3 separate regions of the Homo sapiens genome follow, and regions 2 and 3 are each linked to region 1. A link is a loop called in an ENCODE intact Hi-C map of the cell type or tissue named here. Cell type or tissue: mammary epithelial cell. All regions are shown on one strand. Each heading gives the region's core, and the rest is flanking DNA. Links, peaks and the distances in the headings are about the cores only.

Region 1 (5,833 bases), core at 472-5,471:
TTTGTGAGACAGTTGTATACATCCATCAAGCTCATCAAACTCTATATTTAATATTTAATATTTTATTGTATATAAATTATACTTTAATAAGGTGATTTTAAATCTCATAATTAAATGGGTAGTCACCAAAGCTTTCCAGAACTTTGACAAGGAAATGAACAATGGATGATTTGTTGCTCCATGACTTCTCCTTCCCGCACTATGTTAGACATCAACTGAGGTTTCAGGAAGTGAGCCCTTCCATTCTCTATTTATCCTGTAATGGACAAACTGTGGAACACCTATCTCGACTTGTTGGTGTAGCAGTGGTAAGACAGCCTTCTTCTGAATTCTATGCTTTCCAGCCATAACCAGAGTTTTGTGTTATCATATATACTCAACAGAGGTCCATAATTAAGAATCCCTTGGGAGAAATTTCCAGAAAAAAACAAAAGGAAAGGAAAGAAAACCAAAACACTATTTTGAAGCCACCGTGCAAAAGAATACATCAAAAAAGGCAGTTAATAACTTTATTCAGAAAAATCAAGACAGAGAGATAGCCTGGTCTGGAAGGCATTCAGTTCAGAAACTTAAGATTAGAGACTTAATCGTTTTTCAAATATATACAAGGTGAGGGGATAAACATTCAATATATTTTGCAGTAGCTCTTCTGTCTTCCACTGGGAAAAAGAGAGCCCAGGCTTAAAGAAATTGCAGCTAATATTTCACATGGGTTTTTTTTATACCTGTTGTCTTGCAGTACAAGTTACCACCACTGAAAAACAGAAGAAAATGGAGAAAAAAAGAAGAAGAAGAAAAACCCAGAGATACTTCTTCCAAAATTTACAGTCTTACTATTTAAGACTGGCAAAAGCAATCTTTGATGAAAGAAGTTGATCCCAAACTGTAGCCTGTTTGAGAATTACCTGGAAGGCTTGTTAAAACCTGTTAAAAGCCCAGCCCCAGAATTTCTGGTTCAGTAAGTGTGCTTCTCTCAGAGGTCCTCAAGTGATGCTTATGTTGCTGATCCAGGGACCACACTTTACAAACCACCGTGGTAGGTTAATGGGCACTGGTTTCCCTAACACTAACTCCTCCATTCCTCCTCTTTCCAACCGAGATGGTAACAGGCCCTTCTTTGTAATAAAGATTAGGCAATAACTCCCTGATTTTGAGACACAGAAGGAATTGCTGAATATAGGAAGGGGGCCTGCCATTGTTGGAGACTTCTAGTTCTACAAGAAACAAGTTTGGCCTCTGAAGACAGACTGTAGATTTGTGAAGAGTATTCCTGCAGAAACCCCCTCTCCCAGCCACAATTCACCAAGAGGATGCCTTCTAATCTCCAAACCCTTGAATGATGTAAAGAATACAAAAACAGGGGAGGGGAGAAGGTCCCACTGTAGTGGGAATTCTGAATATTGCTGAGAAAATTGTGAAAGTAGATGGAGATTATCTGGGGAACTCACAGATGAAATTCTGGGTGGCTCCGTGCCAGAAAAAATAACCCATTACAATTAAAAACAAGTTAAATCAAACTGTCTGGGCTTAATTGAGCCTACTCTGAAAGTTTCTCTTCAACAAACATGGTGCTTTCAGTAGGTGAGAATGAAATTGTCCAGTCCCTTGAAACTAATTTAAACCCCCACCTCTTCCACCCTTCAGGCAAGGGATGCAAGGCTTTTTCTGAGTGAGTGGATGTTGCAAAGTGAAGAGGACAATTCCAGGGATTCAAAATATCACCCAACTCATACACAAGGCAATACCTACTTGTAGCCAACCAATATCAGACTTTGTTATAATTGCAAGGGCTAGTTCCATGGAGATGCTACAGAACTAGCAGCACATATGTGATTGCAAAACCTAGTGCTGACATTGTACTAACACACATACACACACAACTCTAGAGCAATGTCTGAAAACTAACTTGGGACAGTTGGGAAAATGGTTTCCAGAAAAATCTCAGGAGACCTGAAACATCTATGCAGATAATCAGTACCTACCACTTAAAAACTCATCTTATCCTTCTTGTTCACGTCTTATTTCTCTTTATTGTTTTCAAGTCCTGCTTTATATTAATCCAATGACATCTGTGCAAAGGAGTCAGAGGAGTCATAGGGAGTGAAAGGTGGCCAGGAAGACAGCAATGCTCAAAGGCCACTTGGACTTGGCTTGAGCCCACATCTCCCCTGAGGCCTCTATTCATGCCCATACTCCTTAGATTCTGAGCACATGCATGAACAGGCAGACAAACGCTAAAGGCCATAAATAAGCTAAGATTAATAAAATTTTTTAGAGGAAATGGAGAAGAGTGAGAGAAAGCTGCATGTCTTCAAAATCAGAGAAGCAAATAAACAGAACTGTTCTGCCAATGTTTGCTTTCCCCTCTGGCTGTCAGAGGTTGCAGCCCAGGCCTGAACTTGCCGGGACGAGGGTGGCTCTTGGTGGCTCAGCCTGTGTCCAGAGGATTTGTCGATTAGTCACAAACTTGGTCTCCCTGTGTGTCTGAGAAAGAGCCATGACTCATCTTGACAACTGTCAGTATATTACCTCAAATGGGCACAGGGAGAGATGAGCAACCTGGTGCCGGAAAAGAACACAAAAGGGCTGATGCCACTTCCTGCAGTATTTCAAGGTTTGGGCTAGAAGAGTTTATGTGGCAAGAATGCTAAGCTGGGAGCAGCCCCGCAGAAAATGACCGCGTCAGCACACTCAACATCCTGCCATTCAGACGTAAGAACGGGCGATGTTAGCTCAGAGGACATGAAATTTATTTCCATAAATAAAAATGTTATGTTTCTTCACATTATTCACTTTCCCCAAACAGAAATTCACACTTCAAAAAATTAGCTTTTGGTTTTAGAATTCAGTCAATTCTGCATACTCGACTCTAATATTATGATTTTTAAAAATGTACATCTACGACCCAGCAATTCCACACTTAGGAATATTCCCAAGAGAACTGCGTATATGTGTTCACTGGAAGATATGCATTAGAATGGCTCTAGCAGCATTATTCATAATAGCTCTAAATTGGAAATTCTCCAATTGCACATCAACAGTGGAACGGATAAATGATTAGTGTATATTCATGCCATTGAACTACTACACAGCAATGAGAATCTATAACCACATACAATGATATGGATGAATTCCATAAACACAGCTTTCAGGAAAAGAACCCAGACACTAGAGATTCACCTCATATAAAAATAAAAATAAGCAAAACTAACCTATTCTGCCAGAGGTCAGGAGAGAGATTACACTTGGTCAAGGTGGAAGGAGAGGAAAAGTTTCAGGAAGGAGGGGCTGAAAAAGCTGCTTCTAGTTCTCGATGTTGGTTATACATACATTCAGTTTGTAAAAGCCATCAAGCCATTTGCTTATGACAATGTCACTTCTCTGCATGTGTGTCATACTTCAATACAAAATAAGTACATTCATGCAAAACACCTATTCAGTTGTCTTTGTCAAGATTTGTAAACTAGAATGTGAATGTAGTAAGCAGTGCAAATAAATGCTGGGAAAATTTGCCACATAAACTATTCTGCTCCAATTGTCACATCAGTAAAATGGAGCAAAAGGACACGTAGCACACAGGGTTAGTTCCCTGCACAAATCATTGTCCTTTTAAGTGTCTCACACTGGCGAAGGAGCATCTTCTATCATAAGCTCCGGGAAGTGATGCATCTTTTTGCCATCCACAGAAAAAGGAAAGGACCATGTGGTATAGTATGTCTTCCTCCCAAGTTTTCCTAGGGAAAAAAAGCTACATTTATCATGAATGTCTCTTTCTTCCATCCTTAGATCCCACTCCAAAGATTAAACGTAATCAGGGGAGACATTCAATCAATAGAAAACTCATTTTGCCTAGATAAATAACAAATGGGTCAACTGAAACCCATAAATCATTGCTTAAGCCTCAGCCAAAATTGATCAGAGAAGTCTTTTCCCAAAAAGGAAAGCTTTCTTCTCTTTAAAGGGCAGCATGCTCTGGATAACAACAAAACTCTTTGACTAAACCTTCACATGAGGATGTGTTTCTGTAGAGATAGCCTAATGGAGTTGGTAAAAGGCCCACTATCCTTTGATAAGAAGTTCCAGGACTAGTGAATCACATGAATTATTTCAAGTCTCTATAATTAAAAATTCCACATAATTGAAGCATACCATTTTAAGCAAAAAAAAAATTTCACTTTAAACATGTTAAATGAAAATACCTCTAAATTATTTCAGGATTGATATTCATTTGCAAATATCACCTGGACATGAACCCCAAGGCATTAAGGACTTTTTGAGTTCAAAGCCTTAAAGGTGGCTAATCGAGCCAGGGCAGGAGGCAATCCTAAGGTTCTTTAGGCTATTTTAGCTCTTGAAATAAAATCAGTGAAAATCATAGATATAGTGGCCATGTCTTCCAATGCTGACCAATTATTGCCATAATAAGTAGCTATAAAGAAATATAAGAGGTTGTCAACTCCCACATTTTCCTTCTATAGGTGAAACAGAAGCTAATTGGTGAGCTATCCAAGATCATTCAGTAACGGGTGGCAGAGCAAGAATTAGAGCAAGGTTTCCTAACCTCCAAATTAGCCTCCATTCTGCCATAAGACATGGTCTTTCCCATGAGTCTATGAAATATTTTCCTGGACCCAGAGTGCAGAGCAGGTGTTCCCCTCAGCCTGCACTGTGGGGTAAAGAAAGAATAATGCTGGCAGAACTGGCAGAAGTGGACAGGGGGAGAACCACTATACCCCCAGACAGAAAACCAATGCAATTCTCAGACACATAGACCTCTTCATTTAATGAAAATGGATATTTCATGAACTTAGCAAATAACTGGTTTTAAAAATCAAAGAGTTTAATTTTTAAAATTTTTATATCTCAGCCTTGGGATTCTGATATGTAAAAATCCAAGAATCTTCAAAGATAGAAAACATGTACAGATATCATTAAAATGGCAGAACTCAGAATACAGAATCATGGAGCAGTGATCTCCACCAGCCCCTCAGCTAACTGCAGCTGCAAGCATGATTCTCATGCTCTCTTGAACCTAGTGTTCAACTAGTGACCCAACTTCCTCACTCATGGGGAAGGGCCATCAGCAAAAGGCACTCAGGCATGGGGGTCTGAGAAAAGATCCCACAAACTCAAAGTCATGTGAGAGACATTTCATGAAAGGATTAGGTGGGTTACCCCTGGCTTTCTTCCCCAGAGTTTATCAAGACTGATAATAAAGTAAATGCATTGTAAGCCACACATACAAGTTGTGGAGTGGAGGAAACAGAGTGACTTTTTTGTGTGTCCTGTTTTATAGGCTTTAATTAAATTATTTGTGGCCTTGGATTGGGAGCAGGACTTTGCGATTATTTTTTAATAGAATGAAAATTTATGTTGGGGCCTCTTTGTCAAAAATCACTCCTGCTGATAAATAACATGCCACACAATAATAAACTCAACATGTTCCTTTAAATTTCTACCAAGACAGACAACTTATTGGTACTTAGAAACCTCCCTGTCTTGGCTTGAACCAGGTTTATTTGATATTACACTAATTATACTACAATAAAAGAGCAGAGGCTAACTGCTGCAATAAAGTACAATTTGTGTTCAGAAACTGTATTTTTAGTTAGCATTGTCCCCACAAGGCTTATTTTTCAGAAGGAGTCTCCTGAATCATCCCATAAAATGTATTAAAGTTTTATTTTAAATTATTTTAAAGTTTCTTAAATCTTATTTTACCTATTAGCTAGTGGTGTATCCCAAACCATCCCAAAACGTAGTGTCTTTAAACAACAACTATTTATCTAGCTTACAATTCTGCAGATCAGCAATTTAGGCTGGACTCAGCTGG
Region 2 (5,833 bases), core at 620-5,619, 82 kb after region 1:
TTCTTTTATATTTTATGTACAGAGGTCACATGCATAATGTGGGTAAAATAATGAAAAATGTGTGTGTTTGTGCATGGATATTTTAATGCTATATTATGTAGTCATTAGTCTTTTAATGGCTGTTTGAATTAAGAAGGTAGAAACTGAGTTTTTTTCCAAGTTTCGTCCTGAGGCTCGCATAAATTGTCTTTTGTCTTTTCACGCTTTTTTCTCCATTTCGCCTTAATACTATAGGCCATATGCTAGCACTCAAGCCAACTACAAGATCTGAAGGATTCTACTTGTCCCATGAATCAAAATTTGCATTTTTAGATCACCTGTGAGAATTTTGCATGAGCCTGAAAGGAAAGAGGTTTTGAATCACTCAGTCTCATAAGAATTTTGTAAGATTTTCTTGAATTTACAAAAAATAAACTGCAAGCATACTATTTCTGGAATGATAGTAGGATATGTAACCTTGAAATTTCATGGACACTTCCTCATATCCCTACAGATTGTCTTTTCAGCTACCTGCTATTTCAAAGTAGTAATTCATTAAAAGATTGAATTATAACTCCTGTAATATTTGTGACAATGGATAAAAACATTCCCGTTACATAATTTTATATGAATTAAATTGAAGTCCTGCTCAAAAGAATCTGAAATTCTTTTGATAGGTGCTGATAGAATTAGAGATTTTAAAAGTAAACACATTTTTAGTCTGCTTTTACTTCATAAATTACTCTAAATAAAGCTGATTCAACCTTTTTTAATTCACCTAACAAAAAAAAGGTTGTCTTTGTATATTTATCACTCAGTCTTGTTAGAACATGTTACTAGTTAGCATAGTTTTCTGAGGACTACTTCAAGATAATTTCATAACTTTTAGCTCAGTTTTCACATTTTTTTCATTTTTCTTGAGCAAGAAGAAAAGAATCAAGTCAGGAGTCCTATGCATTATGGGGCCCAAAAGGGAGGTTTTAAATATACACAAGTGATATACAAACATATTTGTCCTTTCATTCATTATTTATTCTTTCAGTAGATACTTACCGAGGATCTAGCACCTGAGTGCTACACCAGGTGCTGGGAGACTCTGATGTACGAAATTGACAGAGACTGGGTAGCACTCAGGTAACTTCCATTTTCATGGGGCTTTAAAGGGTGCATACAGATGATTAACAAACTAATTAACAAAACAATAAACAAATTAAGTAATAAAAATATTAAATGTCTTTATAGAAAATTAAAGATATATGGACTTTATTTGGATTCTGATTGGAAAGCCAACTGTAAAAGACATTTTTGAGACAATCAAGGAAAACTGAACACCAACTGCATATTCGATGATGCTAAAGAATTAATATTAATTGTGTTATGTGATAGTGTTTTTGTGCTGATGCTAAAAAGAACATATAAATAATGTCCACCAGCTTCATCCATATTGTTGCAAATGGCAGGATATTCTTTCTTAAGGTCTAATAATATTCCATTGCATATACATACCAAAATTTCTTTGTCCTTGAGGACTATAGTTAATAATATTGTATTATACACTGAAAACTTGCTAAAGGGGTAGATTTTATAGTAGATTTTATGTTGTTACCACAAAAAGAAAAAGGCAACCTGAGGTAATGGATTTGTTAATTCGCTTGACTGATGCTTGAGCATCCTTCCTGCTTCCTGACACCTCTCTTTCCCTCTCGAGCATCCCATGCTTTTTAGGAAACAAACTGGACTCTTGGGTTACTAGTCATGCTGATGTTCTTTCCTATCCACCCACCTTTCCAAACAGAATGAAATGAAATGAAACACTCCATGATATAGAAAGGCAGAAAGAACTGAAAACCAGCTGGCTCATTATTTCCCTCCACAAACCAGGGAAGGGCACAAATAAACAAACACAATATTGCTGATGGGAAGCCAATGTAGCCTGGGCCTGGTTTTCTCCAAGAAGTGACCTCCTCTAGCAAATTAAATGCCCGGAGCCTCCCAATCTCATCTGGTCCTGATTTTCAATCAACAGTAAACTGATATCTTTTTTTTTCACTTTCATTATAGCTTGTTTTCATCTAGTTTATATTTCCAAACGTACTGGTTTTCAAGCCTGAACTGTCATATTAAACACACACACACACACACTCAAAAAAAGTGCAGGCTAGGTGACCCAGTGGCACCAGGGACGGGGCCCAGCCCTTGGCTTGTGGGAACTCCTTGGAGGTTTTCTTTTCTCTGAGCTAATCTAATTGGGAGCCACCAAGTTGTTGGATAGGATGGAAACTGAAGGAGCCCGAACTCCCTTTCTTACCCCTGTATGGGGTGCCATGCTGAGAAGGGAGAGAAGAGGATGGAAGAATCCCTAGAGATCTCTGCACACTGTGCACTCAGGCCTATTCTAGCAAGGGCACCAAGGAACTTTGAGGGAGTGGAAGGTTGGACAGAGGGGTGGCCAGTCTTACAGCAGAGATTTGTAAACCTGCCTGATGATGGAGAAAAGGGCTGACTCTCCCAGCTAGTGAGAGTGGAGGCTCATGTTTTGTGCACAGAAGGGAACAGCCAAAACCCTTCCCTCTGACTAAGTCTCAAAATAATTAGTCAGCAAATGGAATGAACACAATCGGGAATGAGTTATGAATATTCTCAGCACCCACCCGAGGTGCTTGGACAACACACCCTTCAGCACGACAAAAGCCCTTGATGGTGACCCTCATGGACCTCCGCCAGGCCTCCAGCTGCACCATTATCAGAGGATCTGAGCTCATTCCCTTGGGCAGGTGCCTCCCTCCTCTGAGCTCTCTGCAACTGGGTCAAGGCAGTCTTTCCTCCCCACTGCAAAGGGTATGACATTAGCATGGGTTGCGGGGAGTGGTAGGCACAGGGGCCCAGGCAGCCCTCAAGTCTGGAAGAAGATGTGGTGAATTTGGATTCATCATCACACAGCCTCCATTTGCTTTAGCTCCTATGTACAGTTCCAAGATGGCTTTTTCCTTTGCAGAAATGATTCAGAACATTCTTTTCTTCCAAGTTTAACTTTTCATGTAGCAGCATAAAAACATAAATCTTTGAAGTGTTGGCCTTCACGGTGTTTCTCTGAATTTTCTTTCCTCCTGGTTGATTCCAAGGCTCATTCTTTCTTCTTCTCTCCACCTCTTTTGCCAAGGTTCTTTCCATCCCTGGATGGCAGCCCTCTCCCTTCTAAGGATGCTTCAGATCTTCGCTTCCTGGTCTCTTCTTGAAGCTTCCATTTCCGTCTGGTATCAAGTTCAGAGGTCACAAAATTTTCTCCAGTTGCCATCTTTTAGTAAATGCCTTTGGTAATCTGACCATTCTCTCTTGCTCTATTTTCTCCATTTTCATACACACACACACACACACACACACACACACCCCTCCCTTTACCAATCTCTCTCCCTGCATTTTTCCCTCCTCTCCCCTTGATCTTCAGAAACACAGGGCAGCACATGCCATGCAGAATAGACCTAAATATCATGTAAGAGAAATTTGTCTCATCATGAAATAGTGGAAAAAAATAATACCAGACATCAAGAATATGAGTTCTTTATAATAAGTAGTAAAACTAAGTTTTCAGCCTCTGTTAGATATTGTGCTTTAGAGGAATTATCTGTTTCTCAAGTAATTCTGTGGGCAAGAAACCATATCATGTCCATTTGGGGATTCAGAGAGGTTAAGCAATTAGGCTGAAGTCACATGGATAGCAGGTGATGCAGTCAGAATTCCAATCCCAGCAGCCAAACTTCAGGTTCTTACTTTAAAGACACGTTATGTTAACACATTTTATGTTAACTCCTCCTCCCTCTCGAAAGTTTGGGAAAGGAGCTGGTAAACTTTCCTCTGGAGCTGAGCATAAGTTGCCTATGACCACAATTTGGCTTAGTGCTTGTGATCTGAGAAACGTTTAGAGTTCTGTTGCACAGAGGTACCCTGTTCTGTAAGGAATCCAGACATCTGCCTCCTAATAGAGAAGCCATTCTTGGCTGCATTTGGGCATGGGGCTTTTAAGAATCCCAATGCCCAGTTCACACCCCAGTTAGATTACATCAGAATGCCTGGGGTTGGGAGAGGCAGAACCTAGGCATCAGTATTTCTTAAATCTTCTCTGGTGATTCCAATGTGCTGCCAAGAATGAGAATCACTAACTTAGTGAAACATCAGGCAACATCAAGCAAATTAAGAAGCTTCTTTTCATGAGTGGCAGAGCTATCCCTAAATCTCTGAAGTCATAGTATTAAGTAATCAAATTCATGATCTTCCTCTATAACAAGTAAGCTAGGGAGAAACCTGCCTCACAGTATCCAAAATTGTACATGGCTGTAAAAAATATAATTTTGATCTTGAAATCCAGAAGACATGGGTTTGGGTTCTGTCTTGGTCTGTTTAGGCCACTGCGAGGAAATAACATAAACTGGGTAGCTTATAAACAACAGAGATGTGTTGCTCAGACTTCTGAAGACTGGGAAGCCCAAGATCAAGGCGTCAGCAGATTTCGTGCCTGGTGAGGGCCCACTTTCTGACTCATAGATGGTGCTTTCTTGCTGTGTCCTCACACAGTGGAAGGGACAAAGAGGGCATTAATCCCATTCATGAGGGCTCTGCCCTCATGACCTAACCACTTCCGAAAAGCCCCACCTCCAAATACTATCACATTGGTGATTGGTTTCAACATTTAATTTTGGAGGGACACAAACATTCAGACCACATCAGGTTCCATCACTCTTGTCATGCGTTAGCTGTGTGACTTTTTAAAATTGCAGCAAAATACACGTAACCCAAAATTTACCATCTTAACTATTTTTAACCGTATAGTTCAGTGGTATTAATTACACTCACATTTTTGTGCAACCATCACCACCTTCCATCTCTAGAACTCTTTTTATCTACAAAATTAAAACTCTATATCCATTAAACAACCCCCTATTTTTCCTCTCTCCAGTCCCTGGCAACCACTATTCTATTTTCTGTCTCCATGAGTTTGACTACTATAGGTTTCTCATATAAGGAGAATCATGTAGTATTTGACCTTTTGTGACTGGCTTATTTCACTTAGCATCATGTCCTCAAGTTTTATCTGTGTTGTAGCATATGTCAGAATTTTCTTCCTTTTTAAGGCTGCGTAATATTCCATTGTTTTCATACACTATATTTTGTCAATCTATTCATCTATTGATGGGCATTTAGGTTGCTTCCACATTTCGGCTGTCGTGAATAATGCTGCTATGAACATGAGTGTACAAATATCTCCCTGAGACCCTATTCTTAATTATGTTGTATATATATTCAGAAGTAGAATTATTGGGTCATGGGCTGTATGATTTTAGGCTATGCATTTAAATCTCTCTGGGCATCTATTTCTTCATCAGTAAAATGTATGTTTATTAAACGTGGTTCTAGGTGATAGGGATACCACAATGAACAAGACAGGCAACGTTCCTGTCTAGAAGGAACAATTTCTACTTCCAGGTACCATAAAATGAATGAGATGATTAAGGTTTTCTGACTTTCATTGAAGATTTGACCCACAAAGGTTTGATCTTCTCACTAGGTGTTAAGGACTTTTATATCAAGAAACAAAAAGTAGTTCAACTGGGAGTTTAAGAGTGATGAGGCCGGGTGTGGTGGCTCACACCTGTAATCCCAGCAATTTGGGAGGCTGAGACAGGTGGATCTCCTGAGTTACCTGAATTCAGGAGTTCTAGACCAGCCTGGCCAGCCTGGTCAACATGGTGAAACCCCGTCTCTACTAAAAATACAAAAAAAAAATTAGCCAGGCATGGTAGTGGGCACCTGTAATCCCAGCTACTCAGGAGGCTGAGACAGGAGAATCTCTTGAACCCGG
Region 3 (5,833 bases), core at 620-5,619, 150 kb after region 1:
GTGGAATCTAAGCTTTTTACACAGCCCACATAATTTTCCTTAAGCTGTCTCCTTCTCTCATCTTTACCACGATTCCCTAATACTCTCCCCTTCACTTACTGGGCTTTAGCCATGCTGGTCCCCTTGCTATCCTTCCATTGCACCAAGCTCTTTCCCTTTGTCCCAGATGGGGTTTCCCAGTGGAGAGCCTGTGATGGGGATTCTTGTGCATGCAGGGAGGACTCTCAGGACAAACCTACAAAATAGTTTGGGAGATAGAACAGAGAAAGGAAAGACGCCAATCAAAGATACAGTCTCCACCAGAGACCAGATTCAGCCTGATGATCCCATGGCCCTGCTTAAGGCAACAGACTGGCATCTTTTTCCATTCAGTCATTGGCTGTGGTCCACCCCTGAGGGTGGACATCATCTCAGGCATTCTCCTGCAGGAAAGCGCAATTGCAGTTGTAAGCAGATAGCAGCCAACACTCAGGGAAGCCAGGGGATGTGTACCTTGGCCCTTGGGATGTAGGCAAGGCATTAACAATTCTACTAGATCTACCTTAAGAACTTGTTTTAGCTATTCCTTCTGCCTGAAGCATGCTCCTTCTAGATCTGCATGTTTCTAGCTTCTCATTATCATTTTCATCTTGGTTTAAATATCTTTTCTGAGTGGCCATGCTTGACCACCTAGCTAAAGTAGCTACTCTGACACACTGCCCTTCCAGTTAGTCAATATCATTATCTGATAATATCCTTTTTCACTGTCTGAAATCATATTTTTTATTTAACGTTCATGTGCATGTTTATTGGCTGTCTCTCCTACTACAATGTAAAGTCCAGGAGACCAAGAATTCAGTCTTATTTGCCAATTTAGTGGTAAAGTAAAAATACTCTGAAGTGAGACTTCCAAGTTCAATTTCTGACTCCACTATTTAATAGCTATATAAGCTTGAGCAAGTTAAGTAACTACTTATAAGTCATTGTGTTGCTGACTCCCATCCTTCAGATTAATTGGGTCATTTGGAGGATTAAATAAGTTAATGCAAGCAAAGTGCTTGGAATACTGTCTGATACATGTTAATTATTCAGTAGATGCTAGCCCATGAGATGTGCCTGGTATATGAGTGAATGAATGAATGGATGGGTAGATGAATGAATGAATGAATGAATGACTTCCTTGGCAACTCAAGCTGCCATTCTGCTCCACCTATATGGTTTATAGCAGAGGCCACTGCCATTTCCTTGACTTTTACCCTTTAAGGCTTCAAACATTCTTATTCTCTTTCTCAGCCATCAGTAGGCATCTAAAGTACCCAAATTAATTTTTGTTTCTCAGTGATTCTTGGAACCACCCAATACTCCCATCTCGACCATACTCATTGCAAGTCTGTAGACTTGAAGGCTTAATTTCCTGGGCAGCAGCATGCTAAATTCTGGAGGCAAGGCTCTAGTCCCACAGTCACAAGCACTCACTGTTCCACCAACAACTCTTTCCCATCGCTTTGCTCAGGCCACCCTTGCCATGTAATCCAAAAAGCTGGCTGCATCAAGACGAAAGGAAGTTTTCAGTAAGCTTCAGCCACCAAATGAACTGTGGTTTTGTCTGTGGCCTGGATGAAATGGATAAAGGTGCAATTAGTTCAATTCTCCTCTGAAAGGCAGAGTTTATGGGAAGTAAGAAGCAGGGGCAGTCGTTAAGCAAATATAAACTGACCGCGTTCTGTTGAGCAGGCACTGTGGGGAACATGAACCGTATCATAGGAGGAGACGAAGAATAAAAGACACAGTTCAGAAAGCAGTTGCCCTGAGAGGGGATAATTTTATTGACCTAAATTTTTCTTAAGGAGGCTTTTGTATTTTTTTGGGTGAAAAGGTCGGATAAGACATTTAGGATTAGTGGAAAGGCATCAAGAACAAGCCTAACCTTCCATTATGGGAAGACCAGGCAATGTATTTGTCATTGAAGGGGGAGAAAAAGAGCAGTGCAAACAGAAATAGGAGAGGGAAGTTAGAAGGCAGAGGGAAGACAGAGGCATCTTGAAGAGCTGTAATTGTGTTGCTTACTCCCATTCTTCTATAAGGTGGCTAAATTCAACAATGCCTGGAGTGAGGGGAGGTTTTGTAGAAAGCAGTGAAGTGTCTGGGTTTCTGGACCAGCAGACTTTAAATGATCTAGAGACCACACCTACCCAGTAGGCCAGAGGAGATGGGAGGTAAAGGAGCCTCAGGCAAGCTTGGCTTTTGTGGAGGCCATGAGATGGGGTTTGGCCGAAATTAACCCAGATCTCCAATGAATCAAGAGGGTTCAGCAAACACCCTAGCAGCATCTAGATACTCTCCGACTCAGGGAGATGTTTAAGGGCAGACACCCACATCCCAGTGTCCATCCCTGTGGCCCCATTTTCAAACCGGGTCTAGAATCTTCCTCATCAATCATATACCCAAATCTAAGCTAATGAACAATTTTAAGCAGTGGCTGAGGCTCAGAAATAACATGTAGAAGGGCAGGCCCATGGAGATCATCCAGCATCTCTTCTTCTGCATAATCTTCCAGGGTGATTTCATTCACTCTCTTGGTGTCAGATCTCGTCTGTAGTCTGGAGAATCTTTAGCCCAGATCCCCCCTTAAGAGCTGTTGTGTGTAGCAGCCACTAGCCACATGTGGCTATTGAGCACTAGAAATGCAGCTAGTATGACTGAGCAACTGCATTTTAAAAATTGTATTTCATTTTCATTTATTTTGATTTTTTAAAAATTATACTCAATTTAATTATTGGAACACCTTTAATAATGTTTGGAACAATTTAGGTATGTAAATCTACTTTTAAAAAATTTTTCATTTTGATTTTTGTGGGTACATAGTAGGTGTATAAATTTATGGGGTACATGAGATGTTTTGATAAGGCATGCAATGTGAACTAATCACATCATGTGAACTAATCACATCACGTGAAATAATCACATCATGTAAAATGGGGTATCTACTCCCTTAAGCATTTATCCTTTGTGTTACAAACAATCCAAATCTACTTTTACAACTATCAATTTTTCATACGAATGAAAACTTAACATCCAAATTGAGAGGCTCTGTAAATGTAAAATATAAATTGGATTTAGATGATTTAGTATCAAAATGTCTAGTTTTCATTAATAATTTTATATTGATTAAATGCTGACATATTATTTTGGATATATTGAGTTAAATTAAAACAGTATTAACATTAATTTCACCTGTTTCTTTTTATTTGTCTTGATGTGGCTACTAGAACACTTAGAACTCCATACATGGCTCACATCATATTCCACTGGACAGCACTGCTCTGGAACCATATGGCCACATCCCCCCTTAGGTTATTCACAAGTACCTCAAACTAACATATGCAAATTATCATATGCAAAATTACATTATCTGTTGTCTCCCATCTCACCCCCAACCTCTTCCTCCTCTAGAATTCCTTAAATGCCTTCATTCATCAGATTACATTGGAAAATAATCTGAGAGTTATTCTTGATGCTTCAAAGTCAGTACCACCTTCAGTAGCATGTAGCTTATGCACTCCATAAGGGCAAGGGCAGTATCTGTCCATCTGTCTACACTTAGCCAAATGCAGCGTGTGGTAAGACCTCAATAAAGACTTTCTAAAAGAACGAATGAGCAAACAAGTGAAGGGGTGACTCATCTCTGGCATTGCTGAGAAGACAAAGCACGCATAGCACAGTTAAGCAGAAAAGAGACATTCCAGTGTGCTCCCTAGAACAGCTGGCCTTGAGGAAGAAAGTCAAAGTCCCGCCTACAAAGCCACAGAGCAGTGACATGAAAACTGAGGCTCCAGCAGCCCCTCTATACAGGGGGGTCTGGAGATAACCAAAGCAATCAGGGCCTTCCCTATGAATTAAGGACATTTGGAGGCGGGTGGGGGAGTTAGCTTCCTGGAACCACACCCTACTCAGCTTTACAACGTGGCCTCTTTGCTGTAAAAGCTGGAAGGGGAATTACAGAGACAACAAATCTAGGTCAGCAAGAATCATGGACAGACTAAGTAGGGAGTGGACAGCCTCCCTGAGTGCCAATTAAACTAGAGCAATGACCAGTTAACAAGTACAACTAAAGAATAGGCTGAAAAAAGTCAGGCTTGTTCCAGAAAGTCTAGCGGCCTAAACACCATCCCAGAGCAATAATAGCAGTGGGAATAGCCATTGACATCAATTTATACAGCACATACGATGTACCAGGAGCTACTTTAAATACTCCTTTCTTCTCACACTCTCTCTCTGTATGTATACATGTATATGGTGTGTGTATATGTGTGTGTGTGTGCTAGCTTCAGTCTTCATAGCAACCCTATACAGTTGTTATCATTATCATTCCCATTTCACAGATGACCTAAAAGAGATGTGGCTCTGGGATTCAAACCCAGGCCATCAGTTACAAAGTCTTCATTTGTAACTATCACGCCATTCTGTCAACCACAGATCAGGGAAAGGAGGGATCAAATCCTAATTTCTGGAACACCAGGTAAGATTGTGGTCCATCTGCTCAGTGTTCTGATGAGTTTATCCAAGGAGCATATTTGGGACTAAGAGAAGAAATAGGCATTATTCTCTTCTCTGACACTAGCCACGTTCATTCACTTCTGCATTAAACGTGTATATTTTTTAAGCTCTCTCTTACCTGTGTTTCTATTTATCCTAGTCTCTTCTTGAGACAAGGACTTCTCTTCTACTCTTCGCTACTACTGCAAGATTGGAAGATCTTAAGGAAAACTGGTGTATTTGGAGGGCAGAGATTCTGCATTAATGGAGAGTTAGGTTGGCTCTGCTATTTCTGCCTCCTTGTGCCTTAAACTGAGGAATGGATCCAGCTAAGCACAACTTTGTAAAAGAGCATGGAGCAGGGCCCTCAATCAACGAAGCTGGGGGGCAAGAGGAAAGTAGGGACACGGGGAGCTAACATTGTGTGATGATATTTGCAGTGGTTTTAGACAAACTAAATAACACCAAAAAAAGAGGAAACGATACAACTTCTGACAATGTCACTATCCTCACATTAACTTTTTTGGAAAGAGAGACATAGAAGGGAATGATACAGAAGAGAATGATAGACTTACTCTGTTTTGCTCATCACATAAACACAAGAATAAGGGTGGGAGATTGTTTAAGGAAGGAAGATTGCAAGTCAAAAAGGGGGAAATTTTTCTAGCCATAAAAACGCGTCAAAATTGAATCATCTCTTTTGTATGGTTTTGAACTCCAGTTTGGGGAAGAGACCTCAACCAAAGACTATTGACCACTGGAATTTGAGTTTGAGATTGATGACCATTTAATCCCAACTCTAAGATTTTATGCCCTGAATGTTACCAATATATTTTCTATTAAGATATAACTTATACAACATGAAAGTTACCATTTTAAAGCGTACAATTCAATTATGTATAGTATATTTGTAGAGTCATACAAACATCACCATTTTCCAATCCCAGAATATTTTTATGAAGCCAAAAAGAAGCTTTATATATTAGCAGTCACTCCTAATTCCTCCTCCCTCAATTCCTGGCAACCATTAATCTACTCCTTGTCTCTATGGATTTGCCTATTCTAGACATTTAAGTCATATAATATGAGGTCTTTTTTGTCTGGCTTCTTTCACATAGCATAAGACTTTCACGATTCACTCATGTAGTAGCATGAATCAGTATTTCATTCATTTTTACGGCTGAATAATTTTCCATCATACGGATATACCATATTTGGTATATCCATTCATTTGGTAGTGGATATTTGGGTTGTTTCATTTTTTAGCTGTTATGAATAATCCCACTATAAACATTTATGTACAAGTTTTTGTGTGAAC

What was found. Peaks named below come from ENCODE experiments on the same cell type or tissue, not always from the same donor. Only the 100,000 strongest peaks of a DNase experiment are listed, where the experiment ranks them.
Region 2: it touches region 1 in a loop (2.6-fold over the local background); 5 of 110 quality-filtered maps call a loop at or near these places.
Region 3: it touches region 1 in a loop (2.3-fold over the local background); 2 of 110 quality-filtered maps call a loop at or near these places.

Annotation. Positions count from the first base shown.
Region 1 is chr20:10,998,661-11,004,493 of GRCh38, reverse strand. No RefSeq gene overlaps it. Among named protein-coding and RNA genes, the nearest start is that of LINC02871, 25 kb to the left of the region's middle. In mammary epithelial cell, for the core only: no CTCF peak of the experiment used is centred there; a DNase peak (open chromatin) is centred at 2,503; H3K27ac peaks cover 2,763 bases.
Region 2 is chr20:10,916,718-10,922,550 of GRCh38, reverse strand. No RefSeq gene overlaps it. Among named protein-coding and RNA genes, the nearest start is that of LINC02871, 110 kb to the left of the region's middle. In mammary epithelial cell, for the core only: no CTCF peak of the experiment used is centred there; a DNase peak (open chromatin) is centred at 2,560; H3K27ac peaks cover 1,802 bases.
Region 3 is chr20:10,847,082-10,852,914 of GRCh38, reverse strand. No RefSeq gene overlaps it. Among named protein-coding and RNA genes, the nearest start is that of LINC01752, 97 kb to the right of the region's middle. In mammary epithelial cell, for the core only: no CTCF peak of the experiment used is centred there; a DNase peak (open chromatin) is centred at 3,704; H3K27ac peaks cover 1,038 bases.